Linked DNA regions of Homo sapiens: region 1 is linked to region 2. A link is a contact called in ENCODE Hi-C or POLR2A ChIA-PET data. All regions are on one chromosome and are shown on one strand. The core of a region is the stretch at or near the end of the contact, and the rest is flanking DNA. Distances in the headings are between cores, read along the strand shown. Region 1 overlaps ARHGEF6 (Rac/Cdc42 guanine nucleotide exchange factor 6). Region 2 has its middle 12 kb from the start of LINC00892.

Evidence for each region. A loop is a pair of places that touch in the nucleus more often than their neighbours do. ChIA-PET counts read pairs that join two places held with the same protein, here RNA polymerase II (POLR2A). Pooled maps may share reads with other maps.
Region 1: a pooled map shows a loop between it and region 2 (2.1-fold over the local background). The contact joins two enhancer-like sites. A Hi-C loop is called at or near these places in 4 of 50 pooled maps. POLR2A ChIA-PET finds 5 or more read pairs at or near these places in 2 of 52 experiments (T-cell and activated naive CD4-positive, alpha-beta T cell).

What each region holds. Positions count from the first base shown.
Region 1 is chrX:136,744,487-136,749,253 of GRCh38, reverse strand. ARHGEF6 (Rac/Cdc42 guanine nucleotide exchange factor 6) reads left to right here. Exons shown (of 22, transcript NM_004840.3): 3 at 1,662-1,746; 4 at 3,907-4,031. Among named protein-coding and RNA genes, the nearest start is that of ARHGEF6, 34 kb to the left of the region's middle. Within about 2 kb of position 1,538, at least 3 of the 41 ENCODE cell types and tissues checked have a DNase peak (open chromatin) inside an H3K27ac peak, as active enhancers do.
Region 2 is chrX:136,624,733-136,629,629 of GRCh38, reverse strand. No RefSeq gene overlaps it. Among named protein-coding and RNA genes, the nearest start is that of LINC00892, 12 kb to the left of the region's middle. Within about 2 kb of position 2,114, at least 3 of the 41 ENCODE cell types and tissues checked have a DNase peak (open chromatin) inside an H3K27ac peak, as active enhancers do.

The DNA.
Region 1 (4,767 bases), core at 289-2,788, 120 kb before region 2:
ATACTAGACACTCTCTCTAGTCTATTGCCTCTTGTTCACCCAGGCTTTGACAAACTAAAACAAAACTCTTGTCAATGTATTTCTGGAAAAGTTTGAATTTTATATTGTAGCATTCAGAAATATATTTGGAATGTGTTGTTGTTTAACTCTTTAGTAATATTAGCATTACTCTTTTACCAGAAATATATTAATGTCTCATTTTTAGATGCATCTGGGCTTTTTGGTCATTTTAACTTTGAATGCAAAATATTCATTGATTAAATGAATAAAGCAGTGAATCCTAGAATAGGCAGACTTGTGTAGGTTTGCATTTGCATGTATCTTTATTGACCCCCCAAAACGTGAAAAATTGATATTATATATTTTCACTCTAAAAACAGATTATAGGTTTTCAAGAACATGTACAAAAAAGATAGAAATTTGTCTTGATATGGTTCCCAGAAAATATGCAGCTTAAAAATGGAACAAATGGCTCTACCTAATGGGAAGACAGACCCTTTAAAATCCTATGCCCATTACCAATCATGTCCCATATGAAAAGGTACATTTTATTTCCATCACCACATTTGGGGAAAAAATGATGCAATCTGTTTTCTTTAAGAGACTTCTAGACATCCTGGAACAAAATGTTTTTAGAAGGGGCATTTCCATCCAGAAGGTGGGCATCTGGTTACCTTCAGATATGCATACTTACATTGTTGGCTGGCAAATTAATAGATTGTACCTGTGCATGAGAACACTTCTAATTTCAAATATACATATTTGAGACTCAATATATTTTAACACACTGACTACATTTCAAAGGTAACAGGTAAATTGTATTGAAAACAACATCTGATTGGTATCTTCACTGGGGACAATAGCATATCAGATTGACAGTTGACTGGTAAAGTGAAATGTATTTCCTTAATGTGTTTTTTGCCAAGAGTTGAGTAGTATTAGACAGGCCAGAGGTCATATTTGGGAAAGTCATCTAAAGCCAGGAAGAGCCCATAGGCCCAGGCAGGCAAATACTTGAATTCATGATGAGCTGAGAGGGGCAAGGTCAAACAGCAGAAACAGAACTGAAGCTGGGAGCAAAAGGCAGACCTGGGCAGAAAGTTTGGGCAACATGGAATTGGGATCCTAGGCAGTTGGGATGCAGCGGGTGGCAGTTGGGAGGAAGGAGAGCAGAGAAAAAGGCACTTTTGACAGTGACTCAACTAGGCACAGCTAATAAACTGTACAGATGCAACCATGTCAAAAAGGCTCCACCTCCTTATTTATGGACTGTCGAGGACATTATGTAGGTGATGGGCATTGATTGTAACCCATGCATATGAGCTTCCTGTAACTGGGCTGAAACTATTGATACATTCAGGCCAGAAGAGTGGGTCTGAGTATGCACTGTTTATTTCCTGGTGGGCGCTGCCTTCTCAGCTTGGCTCTCATTTCCCATTACTGCTTTGCTCTGACTCACTGATGGCCTGCCACATGTCATTAGGCGGCTCAACTGCTGCTCTCATTTCTCCCAAAGGTATATGGAGGTTTGTGTCTTGGCTTCTACACTTTTTTTTTTTTTTTTTTTTTCCGGAGAGCTGGAGGAAGTGGCCTTTTGATAGTTTTGTTTGTTGAGTTGAATACTTGTAGTGTCTTACGGTTTCAATTTTCCTTTCTCATAGATATTTGATCCTGATGACCTTTATTCAGGGGTCAATTTCTCCAAGGTACTGAGTACTCTTTTAGCTGTCAACAAAGCAACAGAAGGTAAGCCGGGCTTGTGATTTATATGTTCTGGGTGACATTTTTGAATCCATGTGTTTGTGATTACCCTAGGAGCCAACTCTGGCCAGGATTGTTCTCGTGATGCAAATTTTCCCCTTGCTCCCCCAAATACACCCCAACAAATGTCAAATGCTTGAATTTTTCATGGCTTAGGATTTAAAATATACCTATCATAGATGTTATTCTAATGCCCTTAATATAATGATAAGAACTAAGAAACTATTCCATTCAAAGCTCTGAATCACCAACTGAGTATAACAAAACAGAGAAGAAAAAGGAAAGACCAGTTCCCTTTTTCATAGAGTTTACAAAATACAGCCGTCACTTCCCTTTCCCCACTAGAGACATATTTTTCTCATTGTTTTATGTATGCCTTTGTCCATGTAAAGGAACCCCTCAGTAGCCTTGCACCAAAAATGAAATCTTGGGGTCATAGGGAGTGAAAATAATATCTTTTATTTAAATGTTTAACACCTACCACACTAGAGGTATTAAATATAAATGCTAGTAAATGTGAAGAAAATGATGATACACTTAGAATGTAGCTTCACTCCTTCCCTGGTATATTTTACCAACAGCTGAATAGTAATAATCATACTTAAAATGCTTTGAGCTCTTGCCCTGGATCTAGGCTGTCATAAGAGCCACAGGTGATCTCATCCAATCCTTGAAACAACACTGGGGGTAGGTATTATTATTATTAGGTCCATATTACAGATAAGGAAAGTCAGGCCAACAGTTGCCCAACTAGAAAGTTAGTCGCTGAGTTGGGATTCAGACCCACATCTGAATGACTACAGAGCCCTTATGCCCAAGCACGAGGCTTGCTGCTCAAACTGTTGTAGAGTCAAGAGGCTGTGTGCCCAGCATCGCCAGGTGCTACAAAAAATGTCAAAGCTATGGTCCCTGCCTTTGAGAAAATTACTGTCTATTTAAGGAGACTCAACTTACCCACGTGAAACAATTAGAGGACAAGAGCAGACAATATAATCAAGTGCCAAATAGGTTAGAGCATCTAGGAAGCTATCGAGTAATTATAGTTTTTGTCAAAAGAGCTGTATATAATAGCAATACAAGTAAAAATACTTCTCCAAAGTTGTTCTTTTGCTATTTGGAAAAAAAAATGCTTTTGAGCTATTGCAAGGCGTATAGCTGAAAGTACAGCTAATTCAAGTAACTATATTTAACACACATGACAACTATCCAGTTCTAGTCAGGGAGGATCGTGTAATTCTAACATTATGCCACACAAATTATACGTTCCTTTGCCAAACTCTCCTAGCAAGTTTTACAGTCTCTTCCCTTGCCACAGATATTTATAAAATACAAGGAGGTGAAAGTTAAAACCCACAGCATCAAGGAAATTACTTGGATACTGAGCTTGTCGCCTAGGGAATGTTTGGGCTTTAGACTTTTGCAGTTTATATCTTTTAAAAATAAATGGAGAGGAAAAGAACCCTTATTGAAATTTGTCAAGAAGCCAGCTCCTCTCTTTTGTATACTCTCAACAAACTGAAAACATCCAGCTCAGCTCTGGCCTGGTCGAATTTCACAAGGTTTCAAGGAAGAGAAGACTCTTGAATCTGATTGTTAAAAAAATTATTCTAGTATCAAGATTACATCTTTCCCAAACACATCTTCTCTTTCACTCTCATTCTCCACCCTGCCCCACACACATCAGGGAGATTTTACATCATATATGCCACACATATTGTTACGTGTGAGTAAGAAATGAGCCACTGAGTTATGGGCCAAAAAACAAAGAGAGAAATTTGAAATATTTCAAAGTAATAAGAGCCACAAACAGCTGTTTGGTACCCAATATAGTTCTGCCTTGGATAACAGGGCATACTGTTGCAACTGGTTCAGGAGGGAAGAGTTGTAGGGAAATGGTTAAGAGAAAATGTGGTTCTGTCGCTGTTTTTCATTCTACTGGAGCACGATGGCCAGTAAGGTTAAGAACAGGAAGTTGGCCACCAAAAAGGGAAGGGGGATTGAAATACACTTGGCATGTTCATAATGATAACAGTTAGAATTACAGCCAGGATGCCTCTGATAGTATCCTGAGAAAGATAATGTTATGCGGTAGATGTTTTTCTGATCTGAGTGGTTCCTTTAACATGCCTTTTCCTCTTTTCACAGATCAGCTATCAGAAAGACCATGTGGACGTTCCTCTTCTCTTAGTGCTGCTAATACTTCTCAGACAAACCCACAGGGAGCAGTTTCTAGCACAGTTTCAGGGCTGCAAAGGCAGTCAAAGACAGTGGTAAGTATAGTCCCCAATTCTCCGTCTGTTTTAAAATCCATAAAATTAGATTGATATCCTAGTTGCATCTCCATATGTGGTGAGACAGCCATCCGGGTTGTTTTGGGCATCACTGAGAAAACTAATTATAAACCGAGCACCAATTCAGGCTGGCCCGAAGGAGCAAATCAAAGGCATGTGGTGGGGCAAAAATCCGGATTGAAGCTCCAGCTCTGTCCCTTACGAGAATTAGGCAAGTCACTTAACTGAGAATGCTATGCAAATGGAAGTCATTATGGCTACTTTCTGATGGCAGTTTGCTGTTAATTTCCCTATCCCTTGTTTTATTAGAACTAAATAGTGCCTGACACATAGTAGGCAATCAATAAATATTGATTAGTATCCTCATTATTATTGCCATTTTTATTTTTCTCTTTCCATTCCTAATGAGGAAGGCTTGATTTTAAATTTCAGTCTATGATGAGCTTCTATATTAGGATCTCCCAGTTGCCTTTTCACTTGCTCTTATTGGGAGCTTTTATTTGGGAGGAAATGCCTCATCTTCTGCTCTTTGGGTGAAACCTTTATTTCCTGTCAAAAGCCACCCACTTGCAGTAAGACATTATGACCTATTACTTCCAAAGCACTTGAGCATGTGGTTCTTAACTTTTTTGGATCACAGATCCCTTTGAAAGGCTGATGAACACTATGTCTCTACACCCCTGGTACCCTCTCAAATTGTATACAAAAGCCCATG
Region 2 (4,897 bases), core at 865-3,364:
CAGCTGCATGCTGGGCACACAGTAGGTCCTCAGCTCCTGCTTGCTCAGGCTCTGGGTGAACCGTCAAGACACTGAGATAAGACAGCAGACTTGTGGGAGGATGTGGCTGCCCCCTGAATCTCAGTAGAAAAATAGTTTACCTCAAACAGGCCTAATTTCTGTTAAGAATTCATTTTCAGTTAGCCAGGGATTTCTTTAAAATTGCCCTTAAACCCATCTTATTATTTTCACGGAGAAGCTCTACATTTTAGAATGCTTCACGCACCAATGCTCGATGGAGCTCTGGTTTTCTGATGAGAAAAGTGATAAGTGTTCATTGTGGGAAACTTTAAAATGCAGAAAAATATAAAGAAGGAAACAAAAGCACCCACAACCTAAAGATAACCACTGATAACATTTTGGAGTATTTCCTTCTAGACTTGCTGGCTCGCATGCATTCTCTCTCAATAAAGAAATAAATACACATATATTTGGCATCACTGGAATCACATGGAGTATATAACTTTATACCTGCTTTATCCCTGTGCACTTTTCCATTGGTTTCCAAATTTGTCCCTGTTAGGAACTGATTTTGTAAACAAGTTGATTTGAACACTGGCTCTCAGGCACTTTCCATAACCATCAAGTACTGAAACCTAATCAAGTGGCAAGAGCTCCAAAGCCTGGAGGGTGGTGGAGTAATTCGCAGAGGTTGTTGTTTGATAGCCTAGGAATTCTCTTCCATTTACCTGGCACTTAATTATGTAGCACCAGGCAATGGTACTTAACTGTTTTTTGTCTCCTCAATTAGTTTATGAGCTGCAGAACAAGGGCAAGGTATGAATCTTTGGTGCCCTATACCTTCACTCCGCATTTTTTTAATAAACAATGGCTAAATGGGCTTAAACGTATTTTTGAGATATTTTTGGTCAATGTAGTAAGCGGCCCCCACAAAAATATTTTGGTAAATCTGGTGATTCGTTTGATGATCTGTGAGACCAGGAAAAGCTCTAAGTGGAAAATCTTAGCCACAAAGGTCATCTTCCTTCCCAGGAAGAGGAGGCGCCATCTTGTACCCAATGCACATTTCCTCTGTCTTCCCTACTTGAGGACCATCCACACTGAGCTGAAATTGGGTGCTCCCAACTGTTCCTTATCCTCCTCCTGAGGCTCAGCTTTCTAAAACCACCCTGGCAGGCACTCATAAAAATGGGTTGCACCAAGGCTTCAACTTAGAGGAACAGAAGGGAATGAGGCTGATGGCTCTTGGGCTGGGGTGACTCAGTTTCTCTGGCCTTATTACTGAGAGCCAAGAGCCCAGCTGAGTGCCTCTCCTGGGCAACCCTTAGAGGATGGATTATTGCTCAACCCATTGAGATTCTCTGTTTCTGGAAGACTGGGGTAGGTGAGGGGAAAAATCAACTCATGGTTTCAGCCTGGGGACTTGATTGTATAATACCTGCACAGAAACCCCTCTTTTAAATAAAATTCTGAAAAAGCATAAAAGTAATTTAACAATATTACCAAAAAAGGAGAAAAGGAATACAATTACCAATTACTCAAAAACCTACCTTTCTAACATAACTATTGTTGTCATATTTCCTTCTTAGTCTTATTTTTATATATTTTTTTCATGGTTATAATAATAGAATACATGTAATTTTTGCATCCTGCTTTTTTTCACTTAGCCTTTCCTAATAAGCGTTTTTCTATGTTGCCTCATATTTTAATAGCCACTGTTTTAGAAGGCAAGATGATAAAATATTTCCCTTTAATGACATCACATCACTGTGAAATTGTGTTTTTTCTCCTATTTCTCTGCAATAGATACAAGGTTAAGAGGTTCAAGATATGACTTCTGTCCTCAAAGAGCTTTTACTTTTTCTGGCAGGGATAGTCATTTCTTCAAAGACCCTTAAGTTGGAGCTGCATGAGCCGCATCAAGTTCACGAGAAATGGAGTATGTATGAGTACCACTGGATGAGTCATTTTTAGTGACCCAAGTCTCCCACCCTCAAACTTAGATCCTATATTGGCACCTATCACCTACATGACCTACTCCCAGCTAAAGAGGTGTTTCAGTGGCCTTGATGTGGGGGTTGTGTGTGTGTAAGCCTCTCCCACATCCTTTTAATCTGGTTGTTTGGTTTGCTGGAGAGTGTGCCCCGGTGGGTTTACACCCCACCCCCGTGGTAACCAATTAAGAAGATTCTAGCAACTTGGAGGACATCAAGTTAAATCCCAACATGAGAAGCAGAATCTTTCTGACACTAACTGGCTCAGCTGATGGAAGTGTCACTGAGACTCTATAATCCTGATAAGAATGACTGCATTTTGTCACATTGCTGAAAACCTCTAACCCTAAGTTTTACTTAGAGGCCAGTTAATGCTTAGGACTCTTTGAAATCTATAATTTGTGGTTGTTGATTTGCACAGGAATTGCCAACCCAAACCATTTGCATCATGGGCCTCTTTTATTAGGATGGACCCTTTTTAGTATCCTAGATTACATGAAAGAAGCATGTTCTTGATACAAGGAAATCTTCATCACTGGCTGCCAAACCTCAGGAAATAACAAAGCCACCAGCACCATTGTGTTCTCAAGCGAAAAAAGTCATTTGAACATTTGGTGTCTTTGGGTATACTAAGAGCTATTCTGACTTCTAAACAGGGTACTAGCCCTTTAGCCAACATTCTGCTAAAAAAAAAAGACCTTTCTGTGCTTTTCTAACTGACTCTACAGTATGTTTTTTAAACTGAGCCCAAGAGTTATTGACTTTGGTCAATAGTTTCCTAGATCAATTGAAATAAGCAGCTTTTCCTGAGGAACCAAACTCAAGCATCCCAGGTACTGGAATGTGGGCAATGCCAGATGATTTGAAAATCAAAGTTTAAACTTTGAATTATAGAAATACTGTGAAAAACAGGTGTCACAATAAGGCCCAGTAAAACATCCTTCAATGCCATTCCCTACAGTTCGTCAGAGGGAATCTTGAATACTCAAATTTTTTCCTCATCTTTAAGAACAGCTTCTGTTCATTTCCCTGCTAGAAGGTGGCAGATGGTACTCCACCCTTACAAAAAGTCTCTCCCATTTGAATTGCCTACTTAGCTTCCTCAGTAAAATATTTCAGTAGTTTGTCCACAGCCATTAGTCTTCCTCTAATTGCTCTGACTCAAATGAAGATTGACTTTGTGGTTGGAAATTTCGTGACATTACCAAGAAAGCTCAGTCAGTACCAGGACTCTTCTCAAACTTCTATTTGCAAACCCAAGGAAAGACCTTTAGCAGGAAAGGACAAAATACTGATATGCAAAACAATTATGTGATGTTTGGTAGAACTCAAATGATTAGTGAACCTACCCTTCTCTCCGTTTTTTTTTTTTTTTTTTTTTTTTTGGTCAAAGGAATGAGTTCAAGGAAATAGTGAGGGTACCTACTGATCGTTTGTGTTCATGAGGGACAAACAGGTTCTGGAAAATTAAAAGCCAGGCAATATCAAAAGTTTATGTTAAGCTAGTACTTTCAAAACTATTTCTCACTAAAGCTTTATTTTTGCTTTTCTCCTTGCTCTGGATCATTCTTTGCTGGAAGTGGAAATATGGCTTTCACAGCTAGAAAGCACTTGAGGACATCATCAGCTGTATTAAGGATCAAACTAGAAGCTAAGAGCAGCATGGGGTCCAGGCATGATCCTGTTTCTAAATAGATGATAGGGATGGGGCAGAGTGGGTAATACATCATAGACTCATGAAATGTGAAGGTGAAGGAGATCTTAGAGCAATGAAACTTATTAAAAATGCAGATTCTAAGACTCTAACACCAGAGATTCTGATCCAGTGGATCCGGGCTGGGAACAAATACATCAGGTGATTGTGCTGCCAGTGGTCCATGCTGGGCTACTTTGAGAAAGCCTACCTTAGCAGGATGGTTATAGAGCCCATTTATTTTACAAAGTAGCAAACAGAGGCCCTGAGACATTGGTCATTTGCTCAAGGGCCTTGAGAACAAAATTAAGATGCCAGGTTACTCAGCCCAGGGCCTTTTCCTCTCTGTGATGGTCCTAGTGAGAGTCCTTTTTCCTTCCGGGCTTTCCATGTGAGTGTGTACCAATGGCCAAGGATTCCAGTTGGCCTGTTGTTTCCAGCTACAGCCAGTATTACTGCTCACTAGAAGCTTTAGACTGAATGGGCTGTGCTAGCAGGGGAGGGGCACCCACAAGAAGGATCTGGCCCCCTCAGCTTCATTGTTCCCTGTAAACTGACTGAACTGCAACACAGACTTCCTTGGGGCCAGAGTGCCAGGCTGTAAGGACAAAGTGTCATTTCTGTTGGCTAAGCCAGCCAGCTATTTCACATCCAGTTACACATCTGGATCCCTGGGCCCTCGAATATATCTATTCTGTTGAGAACTTTCCCCAGGAGACCCGACCCCTTGACATATACACAGTATTAAAAACTTGAACATCTGGTCACCTTACCTAGCCAAAAACAAAAATATTAATTGACCACATATATATAGCGTATTAGTTTGCTAGGGCTGCTGTAACAAAGTACCATAAACTGGGTGTGGCTTAAACAACAGAAATTTATTGTTTCACAACTATGGAGACTGGCAGTACAAAATCACAGTGTCAGCAGGATTGGTTCCTTTTGGAGATGCAGAGGGAGGGTCTGTTTTATCTCTCTCCTGATGGTTTGCTGACAATCTTTGGTGTTCCTTGGTATGTAGATGCATTCATAACGATCTCTGCCTTCATCTTCACATAGCATTCTCTCTCTCCCTCTCTCTCTCTCTGTCTCTGTGTGCGTGTGTGTGTGTGTGTGTGTGCGTGTGTCTGTATGTGTGTTCGTGTCTGTCTCCCAATTTCCCCTTTTTATAAGGACAGCAGTTATATTGGATTAAGAGCTCACCCTA